3 separate regions of the Homo sapiens genome follow, and all the other regions are linked to region 1. A link is a contact called in ENCODE Hi-C or POLR2A ChIA-PET data. All regions are on one chromosome and are shown on one strand. Each heading gives the region's core, a stretch centred on a gene start or an enhancer-like site at or near the end of the contact. The rest is flanking DNA. Distances are from core to core; before and after follow the strand shown. Region 1 holds the start of TXNL1 (thioredoxin like 1). Region 2 holds the start of ME2 (malic enzyme 2). Region 3 holds the start of ELAC1 (elaC ribonuclease Z 1).

Evidence for each region. A loop is a pair of places that touch in the nucleus more often than their neighbours do. ChIA-PET counts read pairs that join two places held with the same protein, here RNA polymerase II (POLR2A). Pooled maps may share reads with other maps.
Region 2: a map of naive thymus-derived CD4-positive, alpha-beta T cell shows a loop between it and region 1 (16-fold over the local background). The contact joins the promoter of ME2 here to the promoter of TXNL1 in region 1. A Hi-C loop is called at or near these places in 1 of 168 maps with a recorded cell type or tissue (naive thymus-derived CD4-positive, alpha-beta T cell), 1 of 37 single-sample maps with no recorded cell type and 8 of 50 pooled maps.
Region 3: a loop to region 1 is called in a map of CD4-positive, alpha-beta T cell, with 5 times the contacts of the local background. The contact joins the promoter of ELAC1 here to the promoter of TXNL1 in region 1. A Hi-C loop is called at or near these places in 1 of 168 maps with a recorded cell type or tissue (CD4-positive, alpha-beta T cell) and 7 of 50 pooled maps. POLR2A ChIA-PET finds 5 or more read pairs at or near these places in 1 of 52 experiments (T-cell).

What each region holds. Positions count from the first base shown.
Region 1 is chr18:56,636,103-56,640,826 of GRCh38, forward strand. TXNL1 (thioredoxin like 1) reads right to left here and starts at 2,490. Exons shown (of 8, transcript NM_004786.3): 1 at 2,241-2,490. The coding sequence starts at 2,338. RefSeq lists enhancers at 1,542-2,527, 2,309-2,368, 2,528-3,512 and a silencer at 2,519-2,728.
Region 2 is chr18:50,876,384-50,881,107 of GRCh38, forward strand. ME2 (malic enzyme 2) reads left to right here and starts at 2,735. Exons shown (of 16, transcript NM_002396.5): 1 at 2,735-2,925. RefSeq lists an enhancer at 2,524-3,025 and a silencer at 2,564-3,123.
Region 3 is chr18:50,965,845-50,970,568 of GRCh38, forward strand. ELAC1 (elaC ribonuclease Z 1) reads left to right here and starts at 2,196. Exons shown (of 4, transcript NM_018696.3): 1 at 2,196-2,270. RefSeq lists an enhancer at 1,824-1,883 and a silencer at 2,034-2,523.

The DNA of each region.
Region 1 (4,724 bases), core at 1,240-3,739:
AAATGGTCAATTTTATGTTATATATATTTTATCATAAGCCACTAAAGATTCTTACACAGGAGAACAATCTATGTATCATTTTAGTAAAATTTAGACTGAGAGTGCATAAAGCATAGAGGTTAAAAAAAAAGAAAAAAGGTTTAAAATAGGGTTGGAAAGGAAATGAAATAGGTGCTGGAGAAACTATGCCCTCAGTCTAAACTGGGACAGCATTAACTTTGATCTAAGAGGATTCTTACAAGATTTTACTGAATACAGTTGTTTCTGAGTCTAATACTGACCCGTCATATACATAATTCTGGGGTTCTATTGACAATGAGTTTAGACAGGATGTATTAATGGCCAATAAGTTCGAGGAATATTAAAGGTAAATACAATAATCTTACCAGATTTGTAAACGTAATATAAATATGCTTTTGAACTTACTCTAAATCCAAACATTAATTTTCCCTCGGTTTTTACAAAGAAAAAAAATTTTAATTCCACTAAAATACCTTTTTAAATGTAACAGTTCCTTACCAATCAATGTCTGCAGTTATGCTTATGCTTAAGTGACACCACACTGATAGAAAAAACCTTCCTTCGCAGCAATGTTTCCCCAGTTTTCTCACTTCAATCAATATTTATTTATTATTTTATTATCTCTCCCACTGCTATGGTAAGGGAGAAAAACAATATATCATTGAGGGACAAAAATATAAAAGCTTCGACGGGCCAGAATTAGAATAAGTGAACTAAAAGTGAGGTGAGGTTCCTTATTGAAATCCTATCTTCCCTTTTCTACTGTGGCCTAGATACTTAATGTACTACAGGTATTCCCCTATTATTAAGAATACAGACATCACAAAATTGCTAAAAATGAGAAGACACATTTATAGAATTCTAACATTCCTTTTAGGTGTTTTATATATATGACATCACTTATCCTTTTAAATTTAGTAAATGCAAAATTCCGTATATCATATGGGTACTCTAGCCCACCATATGAAATGCAAGGTACTATCCTTTTTCAATTCAGTGTAAGAGAGACTGGTCCAAAAATAAGTCTTAACTTGTTTTCATATCTATCTGCATCCATTCCCTAAAACGATATAATCCTAATGCCACCATTTATATACTCAACATTTAGTGAACCATCTAGTAGAAACTTTGTTTTTTGCTCTGAAATTCAAAATGGAATTTTGTGTTTATACAGTTATTTGGACAAGAAAGTGTGTTACATAAACAGTGATACCAGCAGTAGACTGCTCCAAGTTAGATGTATAAATAACGCCAAGGGGTCAAGGAAAATAAAGCGGAAACCTCTCATACTTCTAACTAAATACTATCGACATACACAAGGAGAGATCTGTGAAACACACACACACGCTGAAATCTTGGTTCTCAACGCCGAGTTCCAACATGTCATTCTTACAAAGGAACTTTACTACACATCCACTATAAAAGGTCCACCTTTTCTACGACCTATAATTTTGTTGATATTTACCAAAGACAGTTAACATTTTTCAAGATCCCTGTCCTCTTAAGTGAAAAAACAGAGCCGGGTCAAACTAAGACATCCGGCCAACTGTCCACCTGAAATATATTATATATGTACTGTCGTGTGTGACCAGTTGCAATCGCATACATAGGGGAGCCTAAGCTACAAGTTAGTGGCCGAACGAGGAAGAAAAAAGTTCAAATAATTTAAAAAGCACCCTAACCCAACGTTAACTTAGTTCGAAATGCATTAGCAGAAATTCAGGACTCAGAGCTACGCATATTAGTTAGATCGCCCCATCTGAATCTTCAAAGGCTTTAGAGAGATGTAGGTGGTGAAGAGAAACAAAGTGTTCGGTAAATTAAGCTTTTGGAGCTCTGGAGATGCAAATGACAGCTGGCTCTGCAGAAAGAAGGGGTCAGGCTCAGGCAAGGGTGGCTGCGGAGACTCCCACAGGCTGGAAGGAATAGGGGCGGGCCACCCCCAAAACCAGTTTGTCAAAGAATTGAAAAGGAGCAGGTGAGAAATCTCCTGAGCTGGAGAAGCCGGCCAGCCAGGCCCCCGAGCCCGTCTAGGAACCCCTGTGCATAAATGGGGGTTCACACCCGAGAAACGAGGCCTAATTCCGGCAGCTCCTGGGGCTGCGGCGACTGCCGGACACTCCGGGGCAGCAGACGGCTAGGAAACCAGGGCCAACAAAGAGTGAAAGGAAAGCAAGGAAGGACAGACGGGGACCCACAGAGCTCGAGCCTGGCCTCACCCTCTCATGGTGAACTTGACCACGGCGAGTCTGGAGCCCGCGCCGCTCAGCTCTGGCTGGAAATCCGGGTCGCTCCCGACGGGCTTCACCCCCACCATCCTCACAGAGAGCCCGGCAGGGTGGCCGCGACGCCACTGGCTTTGAAACTGAAGGAGAAGACGATCTGGGAGAGGAAGGAGAGATGCTCAGGAAGGCCGAGGCCTGGACAGAAGAGGTGGCGACCGCCGAGTCTTCTCCCGGGACTCTCAGTGCCGAGTCACGCCAGGGAGCGGAGCGGCCGAGGGGGCGGGGAGGGATGGGGGAGGGGAGAGGAGGAGGATGGGAAGGCGTGCGGCACCCAGCAGCCACCGCGCGGCAGGGCCCCCGGCGTGACGTCATTTCCGCGTCGTCCGGTTTGGCCTTCAGCGCCCAATCCCAAAACGCGAAGCGTAGTCCCACCCTCGACTGAGTAGCCTCGCGCTAACTTGAGCGGCGCAGGCGCAGAGGAGACGTGTAGAGGTCACGTGCGCAGGCGCAGACTGAGACTCAAAAGTTGGCATATGCATCCGCGTTTCCCAGATCTGAGGCTTTTACGGAGGAGGTTTCTGATTTGTAACAGTAGAGAGGAAACTCGTTTTACCCCGGGGTTCTTAGCTGCTGTCCAGGGCACCCACTGGAAGTACTTTGAAGATGCTCCTGTACTGTATTCGGGGCAGGTCTACATACAAGACAAAATAACGTTTAGGAATATTTATTAACAGACTTAATTACATATGGGGCGCTTTCTGTGCAGTCATTCAGAAAGTATCGTGCACCTGTCTTTAGGTTTTGACCAAAAAGATGAAGACACTATCCCTCCTTTAGGAAGTTCACGGTCTAGTGACCGACGCAAACAATAATTTGAATAGGAAGCGGTGGAGACTAACGAGATGGAAGGGTGGGGCAGGGTAAACTTGCTAGGAATCTGACTCCTGGATTGAATCTTTAAAGAGAAGCAGGGGTTAGATGGATGGTGAGAGGTAATATTCCAGGCAAGGGGACCACCAGGTGCAAATGCATGAGTTGAGAGGGTGGATAAGAAGAATAGCTAATATTTACCACATGATGTACCAGGCAAGACATAAGTTCTTTATATGTGTACTAGTTCATTTAATCCCTGTGAAGTAGGTTCTGTGATTTCAAGTCAAGGCAGGCTAACGCCAGTGTACTCTTTTAAATATTAGGCTAGGTGGCAAATTATCTGTCTTTGGATTTAGCTGGGGAGATGAAATTGGAGGGAAGGCCAAGGTCAGATAATGACTAGCTAAGGAATTTGGATTTTGTCGGGAAGAGAATGGAAAAATCATTTCAGGGCAATTTTGCAATTACAAGTGTGGTGAAACTCCCGTCTCTACCAAAAATACAAAAAAGTAGCCGGGCGTCATGGCGCGCACATGTGGTCCCAGCTACTCGGGAGGCCGAGGTGGGAGGATTCCTTGAGCTGGGGAGGTCAAGGCTGCAGGGAGCCATGATTGCGCCACTGCACTCCAGCCTGGGCAACAGAGCCAGACCCTGTCTCAAAAAAAAAAAAAAAAGGAAAAAGAAAAAGTGTCTTCAGAAAAGCCCTCAGGTAGCATCAAGGAGGATGGAAGGCAGTGAGATCCATTTAGGAGGATACTGTGGTGATCCAGGAACTAAATTAGGAAAGCATCTGCAGTGGAAATGAAGAGGAAAGAACATGTTTGAGAAACAATTATTGGTCCAATTTAGTGAGATGACAGAGGAATTTAAAATAACTCAAAACATTTCAATCGTGTAGCTTTTTAAAAATGAGTTAAAATGCCTGTAGGACATCCAAGTGAGAGATATAGTAGATCGTGAGAGGGATGAGCCTGGAACTAAAGAAAAAGGACTAGGACGACGTTACAGATTTGAGAGTCATCAGATTGGGTGATAGTTGAAGCCCAGGACATGTGAAAAGAGAAAGCTAAAGGTGTTGCAGAAACATATTAAAATAATTAATTCTTAACTGAACCCAGCCACACCAGAGGCACAGTAATTACATTCCTTTTTCATGTGGTATCAGCACATTGTAATGGTTTTAATAGACAGAAGTCCCCATAATAAATATTTGCTTTTTTTTTTTTTGAGACGGAGTCTCACTCTGTCGTTCAGGCTGGAGTGCAGTGGCACAATCTCAGCCCACCACAACCTCCGCCTCCTGGGTTCAAGCGATTCTCCTGTCTCAGCCCGCCCTGGGTAGCTGAGAATACAGGCACACACCAGCACGCCTGGCTACTTTTTTGTATTTTTAGTAGAGACGGGGTTTCACCATGTTAGCCAGGCTGGTCTCAAACTCCTGACCTAAGGTGACCCGCCCGCCTCGACCTCCCAAAGTGCTTGGATTACAGGCATGAGCCACCATGACCGGCCTTGCTACTTAAATTTTATGGCCATGCACAAACTACTAACCTCTCAGAACCTCAGCTTCCTTGTCTGTGAGCCTTGGATTAATAACACCTGCCT
Region 2 (4,724 bases), core at 1,485-3,984, 5.8 Mb before region 1:
GTGGTAAGCCAAGAGAGGGCATGGAAGCTCCACACCCCTTGCCACATACTGTGCCCCATGCATCTCTTCCATCTGGCTGTTCATCTGTGTCCTTTATGACATCCTTTGTAACGTACGTAAAGTGTTTCCTTGAGTTTTGTGAGCCATCCTAGCAAATTAATATAACCCAGTGACAGGGTAATGGCAACCTGGGACTTGTGACTGGCATCTGAAGTGGGGGACACTCTTGTGAGACTGAGCCCTCAACCTGTGCGATGCGACACTATCTCCTGGTAGATAGCATCAGAATTGAGTTAAATGATAGGACACCCACCAGGTCACAGCTGAAGAACTGGTTGTTGGTGAAGAGCAACCCACACACATTTTGGTGACTAAAGGTGAAGTATTGTGTTCTGTGGTGACTGTGTGTGCACAGTAGCAGAAAAAGTTAGTTCTGTTTTCTTTTTCTTTTCTTTTTTTTTTTGAGATGGAGTCTCCCTCTGTCGCCCAGGCTGGAGTGCAGTGGCGTGATCTCAGCTCACTGCAAGCTCCGCCTCCTGGGTTCACACCATTCTCCTTCCTCAGCCTCCCGAGAAGCTGGGACTACAGGCGGCCGCCACCAAGCCCGGCTAATTTTTTGTATTTTTAGTAGAGACGGGGTTTCACTGAGTTAGCCAGGATGGAATTCTGTTTTCATTAGGAAGCCTTTGACCAATCACTGTAAGTGGCTAAGGGGAAAGAAATTGTTGTCAGAGCAGACCAGAAAACAGCAGTTTCTACCTCCTTGACAGTAGCGGGTATTTAATAAGGAATAAATTGACTTCAATGTAAGCAAAATAAGTTCCCTCCATGATAGCTCTCTACAACTTTCAATCTGGGATTATTCGAATGTAGGACAAACTGTCCTTAAATTCTTTAAATTGACAAACAATTGTATATAATTATGGTCGGGCGCGGGTGACTCATGTCTGTAATCCCAGCACTTTGGGAGGCCGAAGCAAGCAGATCACTTGAGGCCAGAAATTCGAGACTAGCCTGGGAAACATGGTGAGAAACCCCGGCTCTACTAAAAACACAAAAATCAGCTAGGCATGGTGGCGGGTGCCTGTAATCCCAGCTACTTGGGAGGCTAAGTCAAAAGAATCGCTTGAACCTGCAAGGCGGAGGTTTCGGTGAGTCAAGATCACGCCACCGCACTCCAGCCTGGGCGACAGAGCAAGACTCCATCTCGAAAGAAAAAAAATGTATATACTTTAATGCAATGGGATACAATGTAATGTTTCAATACATTGTGGAATGATCAAATTAGGCTAATATATCCATCACCTTACATGCTTATTTCTTTTTGGTGAGAATATTTTAAATCTACTCTTTCAGCCATTGCGAAATATACATTATGAACTATAGTCACCATGCTGTGCGATATTTCTAAAACTTACTCCTGAAACTTTTTACCCTTTGACCAACATCTCCCCATTCCCCATCTACCCCCCAACACCCCCACAACTGTCTTTCAAAGACAAAAGAATTTCACCTCTACTAATGAAGCATTTATGTAGAAAGACACTGGTAATGTTTAGTTTCCTTCATCCAACCTGCTGCATCTTGTAAGTTCCTGGCAAGCAGAGTTACTTTAGGTCATTCATATTTATAACCTCTCCTTGCCTGCGGTGGTTATTATAGCAACCACACCTATGGATTATCACCTAACTGGAGTTTCCTCCTCACAGGCCCCACCCTTCAATGTTCAGAGAGGGGCGATTGCCCCAGATTTTATTTAATTGTCAGAGTTTAGGAGGGAGCAATTCACTCTTCCCTACTTCCACTCCATCTTCTCAATCCTACATTTCCATCACTTTTAATTTTATTCTGCCTTGCCTCTTTTTTTATATTTTACATCTTATTTTTGAAATTGTCATTACCATGCCTTGTTTTAAGAGTACACAAGCTCATTATAGTAAAGAGTTTTGGGTGATAACATTTTCTGAAATAAGGGTGAAGAAATATCCTCCCATGTCACAACCGTTGGGAGGGCGGGGGTAGGGATGTTGGAAGGCACGGTCCCTGCGGCTTTCAAGGACAAGACAATTAAGTGTTCCGGTGCTTTTCTGAGGCAGAACATTGAGCATCTATTTATGGTGACTGTGACAGTGGAGGTGATTGGTAAATTCACCGCAGGCCAATAACCTTGCCAGCAGCCATGAGGAGTGGCAAAGAATTCTGCAGAAGAGCAAGTCCTAAGCACACAAAACAGCTCGGAAAGTGAAAGCGTCGCTGAAGTGCGGAAGCCTCGCATTTCCTGGGTCCTCTTCTTCCTTCCTTTGCCGTCTCCTGCCCTCCCGTTCTCCCCCTTCCTCTGTGGCTCAGGCAGGACAGACCCCAACTCCCAGCTTCCCTGGCCTCCGCGGGTTCGGAGACTGGGACCCCCGGGCCAGGAGTGCTGGGGGGCGCGGTCGGCCAGCCCCGGCTTCCTTCATGGAGCGGCGGAGCTCCACCTCCTCCTCCGCACTGCACTTCTCACATCCTCAGCATCGCGTCCACGAGGCCGCCCGCCCCGCCTCAGAACCGTAACCTCCAGGAGCTGGGTTGAGGAAGGCGCGGAGGACAGGAACCCCAGCGCCGGCAGCTAAGCCTCCAGACGGAGCCCGCCCCTCCGGCCGGTTCCTGCCTCCAATTGGCCCGCGAGCCCGTCCGTCTCCACCGTGGGCCACGCCTTCCGGGCCCCGCGGCTGGCCGGCTCCTCGCGCCCTCCCCTCTCTCGGCCGCTCTTCGGGCCGCCTCTGCGTGTGGGGCCGCCCGCGCCAGTGTGAGCCTGAGCTGACGGCGGCTCCGGGAGGCTCGCAGAAGGGGAGGGCCGGGCGGCGCGGGAGCTGAGCATCGCCAGGGCGGGCGGCAGGGCGCGGCCTCTCCGCCGGGTGTACCACCTGTCGCGGCGCGAGACCTCTGGTAAGGCCCGGCGCGGTGGGGCCCGGGCGGGGGTCCGGGAGAGGAGCGGGCGCCGGCCTCCCCTGGCCCGGCCCCGAGAGCCCAGCGCTGCCGCGCCTCCGGCCTCCGCGCGTGCGGCCCCCGCCGTTCCCGGCCTGGCGGTGGGGGCTGGGGGAAGGGAAGCGGTCTGCGGAGTCCGGGCTGAGGGCGAGGGACCGGCTACATCGCGGCGACCCAGGTTCCAGCGGCCGCGGCTCTACCCGGCGCGCGATTTCCAGGTTCCTCCGCCGGCTGGTGCCTGGGCGCCCCGCTCTCGCCCGGGAGCGAGGCCCTGGGCCTCCAAACGCCAGCATCTCTTTCTCGCTCTTTCTGCACCCCTCCACAAAAGGACTTCTGTGGCTGGAAACCCTTTGGCAAGCCTATCTCCTTTATTCAGTCGGGCCGAGTTAACGGCAGGAGTTAGGCTGTGTGTGTGGCTCCTCCCTTTAAAAAAAGACTTGCTGCGGGCTGGAGAGTTCTGAGATTGGACCGATTCCGTCTATTATTAAATGCCATCTGTGGACCGGGATTGGCAGGTGTTTCTTTCACGCTGGCGATAACTATCTCTGCATGTGGTGTTACCTAGGTGGTCCTAGGTTTCGACTTTCTTTTTTGGTTCCAGAGATAATTCTAGAAAATTTACGTTGCTTGTGGTGAGAAGCGTGATCAAATTAACACGTGCTTTCTTACAAAACGTTTTATCATCTTCTGTCTGTGGATTTACCTTCCTGATGCTTGTGGCTATCACCTCTAAGCAAAGAGGTTAATAGCATTGCTATTTCTGTTAGTGTTGCAGTTGATAACGATAACAATAGTAGCATGTATTAATTGCTAGTGACAGGCAGAGCGCTAGTTTCTACACGGATTATCTCAAAATAACCCTTTGAGGTTGATACTGTTACTGCCTCCACTTTACAAACCAGGAAACTAAGGTTTAGGTAGGTTAAGTAACTTGCCTAAGACCACAGTTTTAACGTGACAAAGCCTAGATTCAAACTCAAGTGGTCTAACTTCATAGCTGCATCCTCCACCCCCACTCCCTTAAACGTGTATACTCCTTAAGCATTGCTCATGTTGTTAAGCTAATTGCGATGTTGTACCCATAATTTTGATTTTCAATTTACAAATACTCTGTAAATTAGATGAGAGAAACAGTTGTTTTTAAAAACATACATATAGGCCGTTCGCGGTGGCTCACGCATGTAATTCCAGCACTTCTGGGAGGCCGACGTGGGTGGATCACCTGAGGGCAGCTAATTTTTGTAATTTTAATAGAGACGGGGGCTTCGCCGTATTGGCCAGGCTGGTCTCGAACTCCTGACCTCAAGTGATCTACCCACCTTGACCTTCCAAAGTGCTGGGATTACAGGCGTTAGCGACCGCGCCTAGCTCCTAATATGACTTTTATCATGCATTAATAGGAAATGTTGGGCTATGCTTCTGTAGAAATATTCTCTTGAGAATAATATATTTATGCTTAGTAGCTATTTCTGAGAACTGCTTATGGGTGACACCCTTAGAGGGTGTTTATATGTTTTTGTCTTTTAATATATTTATGAAAACAAAATATTCATAAAGGAAAAAACCCATTTACCATTTGGGAACTTCTTTTGTAAAATTAAAAACTTACAGCTATGTATGTATAATCTGTATATTAAGTTAAAAACTCTAATTGATTTTGGTGAATTTCAGACAAACTAGACATATTTTATTCTCTTTAAGACGGAGTTTTGCTCTTGTTGCCCAGGCTGGAGTGCAGTGTTGCGATCTCCACTCACTGC
Region 3 (4,724 bases), core at 946-3,445, 5.7 Mb before region 1:
CCCTGGGCTGCAAACCAGTAAGGTCTGTGGCCTGTTAGGAACTGGGCCACACAGCAGAAGGTGAGCGGCAGGCCAGCAAGCATTATTGCCTGAGCTCTGCCTCCTGTCAGGTCAGCTGGGGCATCAGATTCTCATAGACCTGTGACCCCTATTGTGAACTGCACATGGGAGGGATCTGGGTTGCATGCTTCTTATGAGAATCTAACTAATGCCTGATGATCTGAGATGGAACAGTTTCATCCCAAAACTCTATGCCCACCCCCTGCTCCCAAGGAAAAGTTATCTTCCATGAAACTGGTACCTGGTGCCAAAAAGGTTGGGGACTGTTGTCCTCGCTGATTGTGATCAAGACCAAGCTGTAGAATGCTATGTGTCTTCTTAAGGAACTTTTAGCTAGGCAAGTGTCAGGAGAGATAAGTCCAAGTTCCAGTGTTCAATGCTTTGTTAATTTAGACCCCACTTGACCAAGTCCATTTTATTTTTTTTATTTCCACATTAATTCAAGTGTCATCATCCTACAAGATTCAGCTCAAATCCTACCTCTTCCTCACTCATCTCTTAGCTAGTGATCTCCCTTTTTCCATATCCTTTTAAGTGGATTGTTTCCTGACTGAGTGTAGGCTCCTTAAAACCAGGGACCGGCAGGGCACGGTGGCTCGCGCCTGTAATCCCAGCACTTTGGGACACTGAGGCGGGTGGATCGCTTGACCTCAGGAGTTTCACACCAGCCTGGGCAACACAGTGAAACCCCATCTTTACAAAAAAAAAAAAAAAAAAATAGCTGGGTGTGGTGGCTTGCCTGTAGTGCCAGCTACTTGGGAGGTTGTAGTCCTGTAGTCCCAGCTACTGATACTTGGGAGGCCGAGGTGGGAGGATTGGTTGAGTCCAGGAGGAAGAGGTTGCAGTGAGCTGAGATCGCGCCACTGCGCTCCAACCTGGGTGATAGAGTGAGACCCTGTCACAAACAAACAAACAAACAAAAACCCAAAACCAGGGACCATGACAAATTTTTAAAATCTCTCAGCCCCAAAAATAATACTATCCACAAAGTCAGAGCTCCATTAATACTGGAATAAAGGTTAAAAGAGCCCAATAAGTAGAAGTAGATGAGTTAATGATTTTTAAACAAGTGGCAGTCTCTCTGTCCTGGTAGTTTCAAGAAACACCACTCCGATTCCTATTTTGAAGCTGCTGGATTTTTTTTTTTTTTTTTTTTTTTTTTTTTAACAGAGTCTCGCTCTGTCGCCCAGGCTGGAATGCAGTGGTGCGATCTTGGCTCACCGCAACCTGCACCTCCTGGGTTCAAGCGATTCTCATGCCTCAGCCTCCCGAGTAGCTGGGACTACAGGCGTGTGCCACCATGACCGGCTAATTTTTTTTTTTTTTTGTATTTTTAGTAGAGACGAGGTTTGCCATGTTGGCCAGGTTGGTCTCGAACTCCTGAGCTCAGGCAATCCGCTCGTCTTGGCCTCCCAAAGTGATGGGATTACAGGTGTGAGCCACGGCGCCCGGCCAGCTGCTGGATATTTTGACCACCTCAAGTACGCTGAGCACGAAATCAGTGCATCTGGCAGTACACAGGAGCTTGAAATACTTTTTTTAAAAGTTGTTATTCAAACTGAAGGAGTTTTTCCCTGTGGTCTGTAATCGCCACGTGCCCGTTCTGTATACAGCCAGCCTGGGTTTTTCAATCCCACGTCCGCTACCTAAGAGAACACCAAGGCTTGGAGTGAGTATGGCACAATCAGCTTCAGATGTTAAGCAAATATTCCAACCTAGAGTAGGAAAATGGAATATGGACGGGGCTTTATGAAGGTGCATGGTCAGGCAAAGGATCTTAGTGGATGAAAGACAGTAAAGATTCATCCCAACCAAAGACCAAAAATGACACATATGTATGAGCAAAACATCAGGAAGAACACTCTTATGTGGAAAATATTACACGGAAAACAAAAGAAGAGTAACTTTTTCCCTTTTGGTTTATCCCGCTCTGGTCCTCAGGGCGATAGCTACCACCTGACACACAGCGACCTGGGAAAGAGGGAAACTCAATCACTGCCCTCGCGGCCCGGGGGGAGCCCGGAAGCGCGCCCAGAGCCAGGTCCCGCGCGGGCGCCACCGAGCGCGGACCTCCCTCGCATCCTAGAGCGGCCGCGCGGGACCCGGCCGGCGGCGCACTTCCGCCCGGGCGCATTGTAGCCCCGCGGACAGCTGGGCCAGGGTGCGGGCCTGCGCCTCCCTCGGCTCCTGGCGCGGGCCTCGGGGAGAGGGTGAGTGCGGTAGGGCATACCAGAGGGGGGCGGGCGCGCTTCCTCGGGACTCGCCGGCTCGATCAGGCACGGCCCGGCGCTGGGGACCTAAGCCTGGGGAGCGCCCGGGAGCGAGGACGCGCCTCGTTCACCGCCCCGGGCCGGAGTCTCGGCGGGCCGGAGCCTCGGCCGCCCGGCGCCGCCGCCCACCCAGCCTTTTTCGAGGCCAACACGGTCTCGTGGGGGAGCCTGGGCTCTCTGGAGGCCGGAAATCTGGCCTCTGGCCCTGCCTGTGCCTTGGCCTCTTACTCTCTGCCGCCCGGCCTCGGTTCTTTCAGCTCTAAGATGGAGGACAGCGATATCTGCCCTAGGCACACCACAGGGTGATTGCAGGGTTGACACTGCCTGCCTGAAAACGAAGGAGCGCCGGTTCTCAACCCGGCAACCAGTAGAATCGCTTGGGAAGCCTCCAAATGCTGATGCCCCATCATCACCGGGGAATTGTGATCTGCGGCCAGGACCGAGATCCACGGGCCCAGAGTGAAATGACAGTACTGTGATCACGACTGGAATATGCACTTCGCCGAACGTGGATCACAGTCTTGAGAAAGCAAGCAGCTGGGTTTTTGTTTTGTTTTTTTTCCAAGAAGACAGGGACCTAATCTGGTTTGCTCGCATTTAATTCCTAGTGCCTAGAATGGTGCATGTCCCAAAACATGCACCATTGATTAAATAATTTCTGATTACTTCCCGACCTATTTGGAGGGTTTTCATTATATTTGTTTTAAAATTATTATGGAAACCTTCAAGTCATATATGAAAATTGAATAGTAACTGAACTCCCAATTCATGATCAATTCTGTTTCATCTGTTACCCTCTCCCCCACTGTAGTATTTTGAAGCAAATCTGAAATGTACCATTCCATCTGTTACCTTGTTCATGTTTATAAAACACAATAACACCTTTTTAAAACATAAAGCCATTATCAGTGTACTTAGCACTTCATTTTACCCTCTACTATCCAGTCAGCATTTACATTTTCCTAGTTGTCTCTTTCCTCTTACCCAGTTTGTCCAAATCAGTATCCAAACAATCTACACACGTTATATTTGGTTGATGTCTCTTAGATCTCTCTTAATCTTTTTCTCTTGCTCTTTATTTTGTTCCCTGTATTTTACTTGAACAAGTCATTTGTACGGTTCACGTTTTCTACAACCAGGATTTTGCTTTTTCCATCTCTGGTATCCTTTAATAAGCAGGTATTTAGACCTGCAGACTTGTTCAGGTCAGGTTCGATTTTTTGGCAAGAGAACTTAATGGGGGATTACTGTGTTTTTCACATTGTATCATACCAGGAGTTAGATAGCATCTTGCCTCTCTTTGTGGACCTTTTATGTACAAGTAGCACCGTAGGGTAACAATTGACCAGGGAATGCCAGCAAATACATGCAAAAGAAATGAGAGAATATCACCTTTTGGCAACCCCTAATGAAATAATGGATCCTGGCAATGATCACTAGCGGCTGTTAACGTCAGAAAGAGAGACAGCTAGACAATGCGTGCTGCCTAATGGGGTACTCCCATCAGACAGCACACCGTTTGTCTTATCAAGTATTCTTGGAGTAATGGGGGTGGTGTGTATAGATGAAACATGATTGCCTATGAGTTAACAGTTGTTGAAGTTCAATGATGGGTGTATGGCATTGCATTATGCTAATCTCTACTTCTGTATGTGTCTGAAGTTTTTCAGAATAAAACTTTTTTTAAAAAGATTGATTAGTTGAGTAGTGAGTTTAGGTCAACCTGATCCATACATTGCAGTTCTCTGTTAGCCTTTCACTAAGTGATTCTCAAATCGGACTCCATGTTAGGATCACAGGAGAAGGCTTTTTATTTTATTTATTTACTTTTTAATACTAAAACATGTCTCACTTGCAGAATTTCCTATCTAAATGTTCTGGGATGGAGCCCAATTATTGATAGGGTTTTTTGTTTTGTTTGGGACTACAGGTGTATGCCACCATGCCTGGCTAATTTTTTTATAGAGACAGAGTCTTGCCATGTTCCCCAGGCTGCTCTTGAATTCCTGGCCTCAAGCCATCCTGCCACCTCAGCCTGCCAAAGTGCTGAGTTTACAAGCAGGAGCCACCGTACCTGACCTTCACTGATATGTTTTAAAAGCTCTCCAGGTGATTCTAATATGCCCCCGGGGTTATGTACTACTGATCTAAATCCATTATTTGTTAGGGATGACAAAGTGATTATATTCTATTATTCCTTCTGCAGTTAATTTGCCTTTACAAATGTTAACTTTCTGCATTCTGTTTATTCTTACCTATCTTGCAAATCAATAAGGAAGCCTCTGCAAATAAAGCTCCTTTCTTAGCAGAGGAAGACTTGATCTTGGAGGTGATAATGTAGAGTAACACATGAAAGGGATGTTAGCAATAACCTCAACGCTATGCTTAAGGTAG